2 separate regions of the Homo sapiens genome follow, and region 2 is linked to region 1. Evidence: read pairs that join two places in POLR2A ChIA-PET (ENCODE). Cell type or tissue: A673. All regions are shown on one strand. Each heading gives the region's core, and the rest is flanking DNA. Links, peaks and the distances in the headings are about the cores only.

Region 1 (5,386 bases), core at 269-5,268:
TCTATATACTAGTTCTACTTTATTTAGAGTAATATCATATTCCGAATTTATTATAGTTATTAATAGCTGCGTGCTCTGTAGTGTTTATTGCCTTGAATCAGGAAAGAGTATATGTTTTAATAAGTTTTGTATCTCTCTTGCCTGCCACAGTGCTTTTCCCCTATAGAAAGAGATTAATAAGCACTTGTATGTTAAATCAGCAGGAAACCAGGCAGAAGAGATGTGTCTTGTGAGCCTACAAAAAGCCCTGGGGTGCTTATGTTTAGATGATCTCACAGAGTTATTTACATCAAGGCACGGGGGAAGAGCCCCTGATCCTTTATTCTTCAATGCACTCTTCAGGTTGCCTCCTATTTCGTCTCTTCCCTTGGAAGGTATTCTGAATTCTCATTCGAACCTGGCCGACAGAATGGGCTTCCGAATCAGAAAGCTGGATTTGAACCCAACTGTGATACTTACAAATTTTATGGCCTTTAGCAAATAGGTTGACCGAAGTCTCAGTTTTCCAATTTTTTTTTTTTTTTTTGGAGACAGAGTCTTACTCTGTCACCCAGGCTGGAGTGCAATGGCATGATCTCGGCTCCCTGTAACCTCCCCTTCCAGGGTTCAAGTGATTCTCCTGCCTCAGCCTCCTGAGTAGCTGGGATTACAGGCGCCTGCCACTATGTCCAGCTAATTTTTCTATTTTTAGTACATATGGGGTTTTGCCATATTGGCCAGGCTGGTCTCGAACTCCTGACCTCAGGTGATCCGCCTGCCTCTGCTTCCCAAAGTGCTGGAATTACAAGCGTGAGCCACTGAGCCCAACCCAGTTTTCTGATTTTTAAAGTAGGGACTAACACTCCCCAATTTAAAGATTCGTTTTGAGGATTCAATAAAATAAGGAATAGAATCTATGTAGCCCTGTGCTTGCTACACAGTATGTCCTCTTGCAGTATCTATTATTGATTATAAGTGCGCACTTGGGTGAGAGCACACAGTGTGGTTTGAACCAGAGTCCCCGCCCTCTGCGAGTGACCCTTGTCGAACACTTTCCTATTAATCACTCTGCAGGGTTTGACAAAGAGTTGCAGGATAACTGGAGAGGCACTGCACCTTTCCCTGAATATCAGTGACCTCAATTTCTGCCAGGGGAATAAATCTTCCATTTTAATATAATATCTCAAGAGTCAATGAAAAGTAGGAATGTCACTGAAGGAAGCCACTAGAAACTGCAGAGCTGAGGAGAGTGGGAAGTGTCCCTGAGGACCGCTCTCTGAGAAGATGCCTCTGTACTGCAATTAGGAACATTTAGACCCTGAAACGGGAGGAATGTGGTGGGGAAGGCAAGGGAATTAAATTTCCTCAGCCTCCCCCACACAAATCAATCACAAAGGAAATAGGCATTTGAGGGAAAAGTTCCTTTAGAATGTATTTTTCTATTTGTATGTCTATTACCTCATCTCATAAATCTCATTCCCTGCTAGTATGACTACTTGAGCAGAACAGCCCGGATCTTTTTCAGTCTCTTAATAGGTTCATTTTTTACCCTGTAAAACGGACAGAGGAATCTCGGGATCCAGCAGATGGGGAAGTCGCATGTTAAGAGACTGGCAGGGAGGTCACTTGAGATTGAGAATGGGGGATGTGCAGCTGACCCTCCAACTGTCTTCCAGATACTGGAATTATTTACTTCCATGCCAAAAGAAGAATGTGAGGCAATAAAAACATGATCTCAGGGTCTATTCTATATCTTATTTAAGATTGTTTTGTTTCACGTTCAGCATTCCTATGTCCTGAGTTTACTCCACAACTATAGAGTTCGTATGCGACTCCACCGTTTGCACAGCATCAACATGTCCAGGAACTTTCCACATTTTACCTTCCAGATATATCTCCCAGTTTGCCTCCTGTCTCCCAAATCATAAGGAACTGGACGATGAGTTTTGGTTTAGGAAATATAATCATGGCAATAGATGCCCTTCATTTTGCAGCGGAGGAAAGCTGGATCTTACAACAGGTTGGTGCCAGTACCTGTGGGCTGAAAGCTAGCTCTTCAGGCCCTCAGCACATTACTCCCTTCTACTATACCATGCAGCCATCATATTCATTTTCAGCTCTTGAAAACATGTTTTAAATTAAGAAGCATTTAAATGCTGAGAAGACATCCCAGACCCCAGCCTCTGTCTGGTTAGAGACAGAAGAAAAATAAAGTTAAAGGGCATGTACATAACCTCACACATGGAAGCATTCTCTTAATTTTACTTTATCAATCTAACTTTTTTTTTTTTTTTTTTTTTTTCTGCAATGAACATATCCAGTTCTTTACATGCAGAATCAGGTCTGACTTTTTTTTTTTTTTTAATTCATAAGAGGCTCATAAAGTCAAGTCCTGGTACCTCGACATGGTACAAAACAAAGCATTTTATTAAAAAGCTAGTTAGATACTCAGAGATCTTCCAGACCAGATCTAGCGATTGCTATGCTCCCGGAATTGTAGTAGGTTTTAGGTATTAGAGGTTAATAAAAAGATAGGCTGGGCACGGTGGCTCACACCTGTAATCCTAGCACTTTGGGAGGCTGAGGCGGGCGGATCACCTGAGGTTGGGAGTTGGAGACCAGCCTGACCCACGTGGAGAAACCCTGTCTACTAAAAATACGAAATTAGCCGGGCATGGTGGTGCATGCCGGTAATCCCAGCTACTCGGGAGGCTGAGGCAGGAGAATCGCTTGAACCCGAGAGGTGGAGGTTTCGGTGAGCCGAGATTGCGCCCTTGCACTCCAGCCTGGGCCAAAAGAGTAAAACTCCGTCTCAAAAAAAGAAAAAAAAAAAAGGAAGTTAATAAAAAGATAAAGTCCCTGTCCTCATGGAACTTACAGTTGAGCTTAACTACCCTGAACAAGGGGGTCTGAGGAGGGCTCTTTCCTAGGCTGCCCTAGATGCGAAAAGCCTGGAGTCTGGCATAGTTTGATTAAATGACCATCCTTCCCAATTAGCCATGAAAAACACTGCTTGTGTAGCTATGTCATTATCATTTCCTGCTTGGATTAGTGTAATCCATGATATGCAGGCCTTCTGTGCTCCAGCATTTCCTCTGGGGATTTGCAACTTTTGCAAAACCCAGCTTTAGAATGTTGGCTGGAGCCAAGACTTCATTACTCACATTACTCCTATGCCAAGCAAACTTCACGGGCTTCCTTTACAGTGGAGTGCACACTATAAACGTTCCGTAGTTTAAAGAGATGAACAGAAATCTCTTTCCCAAACCCGAGACTGTCTCGGCAGTTTAAGTATACACTTCCCTCCCTTCAAGAAAAAGTTGGCAGTTGCCAGCCCCAGACAAGGTATGTGTTCATCTCTCATTCCCTGTCAAAAAAAAGCTGGATGCTGTAGAAATGATTCAGGCCTTCAGTAGAGTTGATGAGGCTCCTTCCAGTTCTATCAACTCTTCCAGCTTTTCTATTTGTCTACAGTGGCTATTTCCTGGGAGACTCCCTTAGGTATGTCAACTATCTTATACCCACAATATCATTCTTCCAATCATAAGCTCTTATTATCTTCACAAACAAAATAACCCTGGAGATCAACCAGAAATATTTCAAATGAGAAAACTGAAGCTGAGAAAGACAAGGTACTTAGACAAGGTCACGGCTAGGATTAGAACCCAAGTCTCCTAACTGACCTATACAGCTACTCCATCTTCTCCACTAAATAGTTCCTACTCCAGTGACCTGTGACATCTATCTAGTCTCTCTCTACATTTTCAGCAATGATCATTTTTATCTGTAGGTTGTCCAAACCTTTGGTACTGTTCTGGAAGGGTCCTGAATACCAAATACCACTTCGTATTGATAATATTGCTGAGGTAATATCTCAAAATAGATTTTCATTGCCAGAGCAGGCAGAAGCCCATTAAAGGATATTCTATCTTCTGAAGAAATACTGAGCTTTCTTTCTCTCTTTCTTTTTTTTTTTTTTTTTGAGATGGAGTTTTGCTCTTGTTGCCCATGCGGGAGTGCAATGGTGTGATCTCGGCTCACTGCAACCTCTGCCTCCCGGGTTCAAGCGATTCTCCTACCTCAGCCTCCTGAGTAGCTGGGACTACAGGTACCCATCCACGCCTGGCTATTTTTTTTTGTTTTTTTTTGGTATTTTTAGTAAAGATGGGGATTTCACCATGTTGGCCAAGCTGGTCTCGAACTCCTGACCTCAAGTTATCCACCTGCCTCAGCTTCCAAAAGTGCTGTGATTATAGGCATGAGCCACCGTGCCCAGCCAATACTGCGCTTTCACAAATCCAAGCTGCAGGAAACAGATGAAAGAGCATTATATTGCCTTCTGGTTATGGGTCAGTCTATCTCTGTGAATCTAGTCATAAAAGCATAGAAATCAGAGCTGAAAGGGACTTCAGAGATCATCTTGTCAACTCTTTCAGTTTAAAGGTGAAGAAAGCAAGACCCAGAGAATACTAAAGATTTGCCCAAGGCTACAGAACTAGTTACAAGGAACCTGGGCCTGTCCTTTTTTCCCTATCACACAGTGTAGTAACAGAGTCCTATGGCACCTGATATACCCAGTGTTTTTTCCATCCCAGTATTTTACCAATAATACTGTTGCTATTTAGGATTCTATAAGAAATTCCCAAGAAAGAAGAACATGCTCTTGATCTTCTTTTTAGAGTGATACAGATTGTGCCAAAGCCCCAAACTCACCTATTCCATAGCAGGAGGCACAAGCCAACATACAACAAATCCCTGAACACAACACAGAAAAAAGAAGAAAAACCACCCTATCGTGATCTCAAAGAAAGTAGGGTCAAAGATCTGATGGGCACCGCGGACCATGTACCCTTTGATGTACAATGCTTAAGACAGATAGTGTGTCACTTTCATAAGTAAAGCAAGCACAAAAAATGTCAAATTCTGCTTCAAGGGCAATGAGCCTCCCAACAGGACTGATTAGGGGAGAAACCCACCCATCCTTTCTATTTTCCTCTTCATTGAACTTGTGCAATATATTTCCATAAATGTCTTAGTGGCCAGAACTTTCAAGGGCAAGAACTTTCCATTATATAAATAATAGACAACAATTATAGAAAACTTGGAAAATACAGAATATTATACAGAAGAAAACGAAAGAGATCTATCTACCATCTGTAGATAAATTCTGTTAATTTTTCAAATATATCTCACCACTGTTTCTTCTAGGCATGCATATGCACAATATTTTTCAGATAAATTGACCTCACATCATTATACATTGCTTTGTAGTGTGTTTTTTTCCCTACACGTTGCAATTTATTAAGAATATTTTTTTTTGCAAGTGGTTCTTAAACTTTAGTGAGCATCAGAATCACCTTGAAAGGCTTGTTAAAACACAGAGTGCTGAATCTTAATCCCAGTTTCC
Region 2 (5,386 bases), core at 162-5,161, 100 kb before region 1:
GTGCTGGGGGATCCTAACATTTATCTCTGCTGAAGGCGAAGATGTTCAATAAGCTAGTGGGTCTAGTTGGTTGAATAAAGCCAAGAGGGAAGAGGAAGAGTACTTCAGGTCCAGGGAACAGCACAAAGGCATGAAGGAATAAGAGCTTCATGTGGTAGAAGCTGTTATGGTAAAGTGAGGCAAGAACTTTATGTGTTCAAGTTGAAAATCGTTTTGTAAGGTTATAAATGCAATAACTAAAGAAATGTATGATTAAATTTTCTGGCACCATTTTAAGTAGACAAAACATGCAGTTAAGCTTTTCAGAAAAACTAGTAAATTTTACAGTACAGTAAACCAGTGATGTTTCTAATATACCAAACAGGATTCAATTGATTTGGAACCTATTCTTGTGTTATTTAAAATGACTTCCTCAATTTACAATTTTTTGTCCCTATGTCTCTATACGTGGATCCGGACTTGTTAGACCATTTGTTCTATTTTTTTTTTTCCAGAAAAGATCACTATTTATGTTATCGCCCAGTACAAAATCACCCACATATCTATTTTATGACATTTCAAATATAACAGAAACACTGAAGCATGCACAGAGGCCCCAGATCTAAATGAAAAGACCTAATGAGAAGAAAGTGGGAATTTAAGTGAAAATTGCACGGTAGCACACTTCTGTGAGTACAAATGTGCTGCAATTCGTTAAAGCTGAGGCCTTCTTTTTGGAGACCAAAGTGCCATTTCAATGCTACTACTCCCTGGGAGAAAATTAGGGTTCTTTGGCAATAAAATCACCTCTTTAAAATCACTGCCAAGTTTTAGTTTATTAGATGGTAGTCTTGTGGCTGAGATCTAAGAGTTCTTCCTTTTAATACTGTAACAAAGCAGTAGCTCAATGGATAATATAATTCTGTTTTTTTAAAAACATAACTTGTTTTTCATGAGGCCAGTCTAAAGAAGCATTCTTCCATGTCATAGAAAGAGAGACTGAGAACTCAAGAGGTTTAGTGATCTCTGGGTCTGATGAGAAAGTGGACCTAGAACGAGCTTTCTTAATCCCCAAGTTATTCTGGCTCTGAAATATAAACAGACACATACATGAAAGAAAGCAAAATGAAGGGCAGCTGTGCTCCTGTGTATCTGATGATCGGGAACAATAATTGTTTGTTCTATGATTTCTCCTTAAGGAACTTCTCTGCAGGTTGTCGAATTCCCAAGAAAATATTCACATAAGGGATTCATTTAGAAATCCTGTGAATTTGTCTTAAGCAAAATGACAGTTATTCTTTTGATTACCAGAAGTAGTCTGCTTGGATTATTCTTCCCCTCTGGCTTTTCTGGATGCAGAGATGGTGCAATTTCAACAGTTGGGTGAAGGACAGAAGTTCACATGACAGTGTGTGCATCTGAAGGTGACTGAATGCTGTTTGAAATGAGCTGGAGGCAGGAAAGCCATGCAATGCAGGTTCCTTTTTCTGAACAATGTCTCAGGAGAGGAAAATATAAAGGTGAAAATAAATTTGAGAAGATAAATACGGTTCCCTGTTAAGTGCATCAATTGTTAAAATAGAGAGAAACCAGAAATCAGAATTGCTTCCTTGGAATATAGGTGCCTACTACCAGCCCATTTTTGACATCAGAATGTCATGACATGAATAAAGAGCAGAAGATCCACAAATCCTACAAGACAGGCCACTTTCCTCCTAGATAAAAGGCATAACAACCCGTAATTCAGAATTTCAAAAGTAATTTTTTCAGATAAGAAATTTCCATTTCAAACAAAACTTTCCTTTTTCCTTTTCTTTCCTCCTTTTTCTTCTTCCCTTCTTCTTTTCCTTTTTTTTTAATATCTTAATTTTTCTTTCTGTTAGGGGAAAGTATCTTAAATTTATCCTGCTTACTCTTAATACACCTCATAGATATACATTCCAAGTAAGGTGAATCAGATGTTTAACGTGAAAGCTTTGTTCAGCATAGACATTTCACTGAATATAAACCACATAGCAAAATGCGAAACTATCATACTATGAGAGACGAGTTCCACTTTAAGCATTATTTATAGAAAAAAGTGCATATTTTAAAGAAAAAATGATGATTTTAATCATCTTAAAACATTCTACCACTTTAGTAGTCTTTTCTGATAAATTTAATCAATTAAGATAAAATAAGTTGAAAGGGAAGGTTGGAGTATGGTACTTTTTTTTTGCCTTGGTTTGTGTTACATGGAGTGACTCAAAGGAAACAGAAAATTACTACAACTGTGATGTGGCATTTATAATAAGTGCCTCAACCTCATATTGCCCAGACATTAGGAGATTTAACTGGTAATGCCAGTGAGATGATGTAGTATTTCCTGTACTGTTTTAACTTCTCAATAAGCATGTAGACACTGCAGTGAAGTGCAGGTAAAAAGTTCACAGCTGGAGGGGGTGTATAGGAAGTGCTCTGCAAAGCTATAAGCTTACATAGGCATCCAGCTGGAAATAACCTTGTAACAGTGGAGGAGGGAAATACACATGGTAATGATTTACAATTTACAGAATGTGGATTTTAGGGGCTACAATAAGGGTGGCAGAGTTTTCTCTCAAAGGGATTCTGAAATATGGAGTGGTGGAAGGAAGGGAAATGTAGAATCCAGTTAACAAAGCTGGGAGCACTTTAAGAGTATGCCTGCTAATTTTACCTCTTAGACAGGATATCCAGGAGGCAGCGCCCCTTCCCACCAGCAGCTCTCCTTATCCAAAGGGTGCCCAGTCCATTTTTAACATCTGTTTCAAATGTCACATCACAGAGATGTGGTCACTCCCTTTTTAAAAATTTCACCTAGAATTTTGTACCTAAGAACATTTTTTGTTCCTGAGCCTTCTTTAACTGTGACCCCTTCAACTTCTGCCGCCATGAGATTATATTGTTTCGATGACAAGGGACTGTGTCTTACTCATCTCTATTATACTGAAGCCAAATATGATTATGTTGCCAACCCCCCAACCTAATAACAGCTTTTTCAATGGCTTCCCATTGATTTTAGGATAAAACCCAAAACAAACTCTTTAGTATGGCTTATACTCATACAAAGTCTTTTATGATTTGGTGCCCGTCTCAGTCCACCCCTCTGTCCACCTCTCTGGCACTTTGGTGATTTTTCTTTCCCAGTACATTCCTGCTGTCTCACTTCTTGGCCTTGCACGCATTGCTCCTTGGCCTGGGACATGCTGTACACCTATCTCCACCTCTGTTGCTGACTCTGTCCTCAGGGTTCACAATCTTCTGTAGGGGCCCCTTCCTTAACCTCAGAGTTATGCATCTGCACACTCTTTTATGCTTCTCCCTCTCATAACTTGTTCTTTGTTTTATTACTCACTCAGTATTGGTTTTCCCAGCTAGACTGCAGGTTCTGAGAAGTTAGGGGCTGTCTCTGCCTTTTTAGCACTGTACCCACAGTGCCTGGGGCATGTAGCTTGAATGCATGGTTCTACTATATAAGAACTCAATAAATTTTATTTTTTGATTAAGTGAATGATTAATAACCACCATGGACTGAGTAGTAACTATGTATCGATGAGCATGTTAAATACTTTATACACATTATGTTACAAAATCATCACAGTAGTCCCATTATTACCCATAATATGTAATATTACTCCTATTTATAGAAAAGAGGCAATCAAATCTTAGAGAGGTTGCTAATTGCCCAGGATACCTAGCTCCAAATGAGCTGAGGGATGCTTACTCCAAAGCCTATGGCTTTTTATGGAGCTATATTGTTTCTCAAATAACTACCCAATAAATGCTCATTAAAAACAAAACAAAACAAAAAAGTGTAAAAACTTGTGACTATATCAGCTTCTTCCAGTTTGAGAATCTCTCTGTTATTGCATTTGATTTGCAAATTTAGTCTAAATATTCTTTTTTGCCTGTTGATACGATGTCTGCAGGACTAGAGTTCAACCAAGGGCCTCAGTTCTGTTCAGATGCTCCCTGTGTGATTAGAAGTGAGATGAGTTCATGTCTGTAAAATAAGCCAAGAATGGCCAGGACATCTTTTACCTAAGATTTCCAAGCCTCCTGATTGGCTGGCTGTAGGATGTTGTTGTACAGTGCCTTCTAACTCTATTTTCCTGAAGATACATGATTCAGTGTAATGCCAGGTTAGTACCAAGGCTCCTAAGCACGGCAATATTTACCCTACAAATTACGAAAAATATAAAATTAGGTCACAGCACAGCACCTCAATATAAGAAAATTCCCAACCAGCAGGGTGATTCAGTAATGAACCATCTGTGTTCCTGGATGGATCATCTGTGTTCCTGGGCAGATGGATGGAAGCAAAAGCTAGGTGGCCATTGGTCAAGTCCGCTCTAGAAAATAATAAGTTCACTGGTCATGTCTCCTCTAGAAAATATTCATTAGACAAGAGGACTTCTAATGTTCCCTCAGATTCTCTAAGAAGGAACATTTGATAAAACATTTATGTAAGTTATTCTGATAGTTTGTCCGAATGTGGAAAAATAGTTGTATATGTATATATGAAGAGCCCAAACTTTGGATTCAGATGTTACTAAGTTCAAGTCCTTACTCTGACCTTATAGCTATGCATCTTTGGCAAATCTTTGGGGATCTTTCCACCTCAGTATTCTTTTCTACGAATAATAAAGTTCACTATTATATTTGTAGAGGGCAATATATTCAGACTGTGGACTATACCAAGTGCATGATTTTGTGTAAGTTAATTAACCCACATGCACTTCAGTGTGTCATAAAATGTGGAGGGTAACAGTATCTTCTTCAAAATAGCGTGTGAGGGTGAAAGGAACTAACAATGTAAAGTGCTTAGAACAGTGCCTAGCACAAAATAAATCTTCAATTGGTTTTAATTATTAATGTTAACATAATCTTGGAAACAACTGATTTTTTCTCGCTTTTCATATAGAAGTTTTATATTTTATAAACTTGATCATTGTCATTTTGCTTGAACTCTAAGTGTAGAATAAAAGTTAGAAGTTTAAAAGTGATTAGAATTCATGCCATAAACCAAGAAGCCAACATCTCAACAAAGTACTGTGTTCTTAAAAAACTAGAAGGAATGTTTTTGTGTCAAAGTGGACAGAAAATAGCTTTTCCCCAGAACCTAAAGTATCTGAACAAAATTGATCTTTAAGAAAACAATTTGGGAAATGTTCTGAATATATCTGATAGATTTTAAAATGCTTAATTACATTTTAAAAAGCTTCAAGAAAAGTTGCTATGAAAATTGCCCTCGTTTTATCAAATATTTATTCCAAAGCAAATATAAAAAAATAGAGAGAAGTTCTTGTAATATACCCAGGATAGCAATTGTTAGTTTCCATGGCATATCAGGGCAAAGTATGTGATTTTAAAAAAATATCTCCTGTGT

Evidence for each region. ChIA-PET counts read pairs that join two places held together with the same protein. Peaks named below come from ENCODE experiments on the same cell type or tissue, not always from the same donor. Only the 100,000 strongest peaks of a DNase experiment are listed, where the experiment ranks them.
Region 2: POLR2A ChIA-PET joins it to region 1 with 6 read pairs; 6 of 35 experiments call an interaction of 5 or more read pairs at or near these places.

The regions. Positions count from the first base shown.
Region 1 is chr11:96,159,919-96,165,304 of GRCh38, forward strand. All of the region lies in intron 1 of MAML2 (mastermind like transcriptional coactivator 2), which reads right to left. Among named protein-coding and RNA genes, the nearest start is that of MIR1260B, 180 kb to the right of the region's middle. In A673, for the core only: no CTCF peak of the experiment used is centred there; DNase peaks (open chromatin) are centred at 1,403 and 3,103; H3K4me3 peaks cover 668 bases; H3K27ac peaks cover 2,271 bases.
Region 2 is chr11:96,059,970-96,065,355 of GRCh38, forward strand. The region is part of intron 2 of MAML2 (mastermind like transcriptional coactivator 2); the gene reads right to left. Among named protein-coding and RNA genes, the nearest start is that of MTMR2, 140 kb to the left of the region's middle. In A673, for the core only: no CTCF peak of the experiment used is centred there; a DNase peak (open chromatin) is centred at 2,372.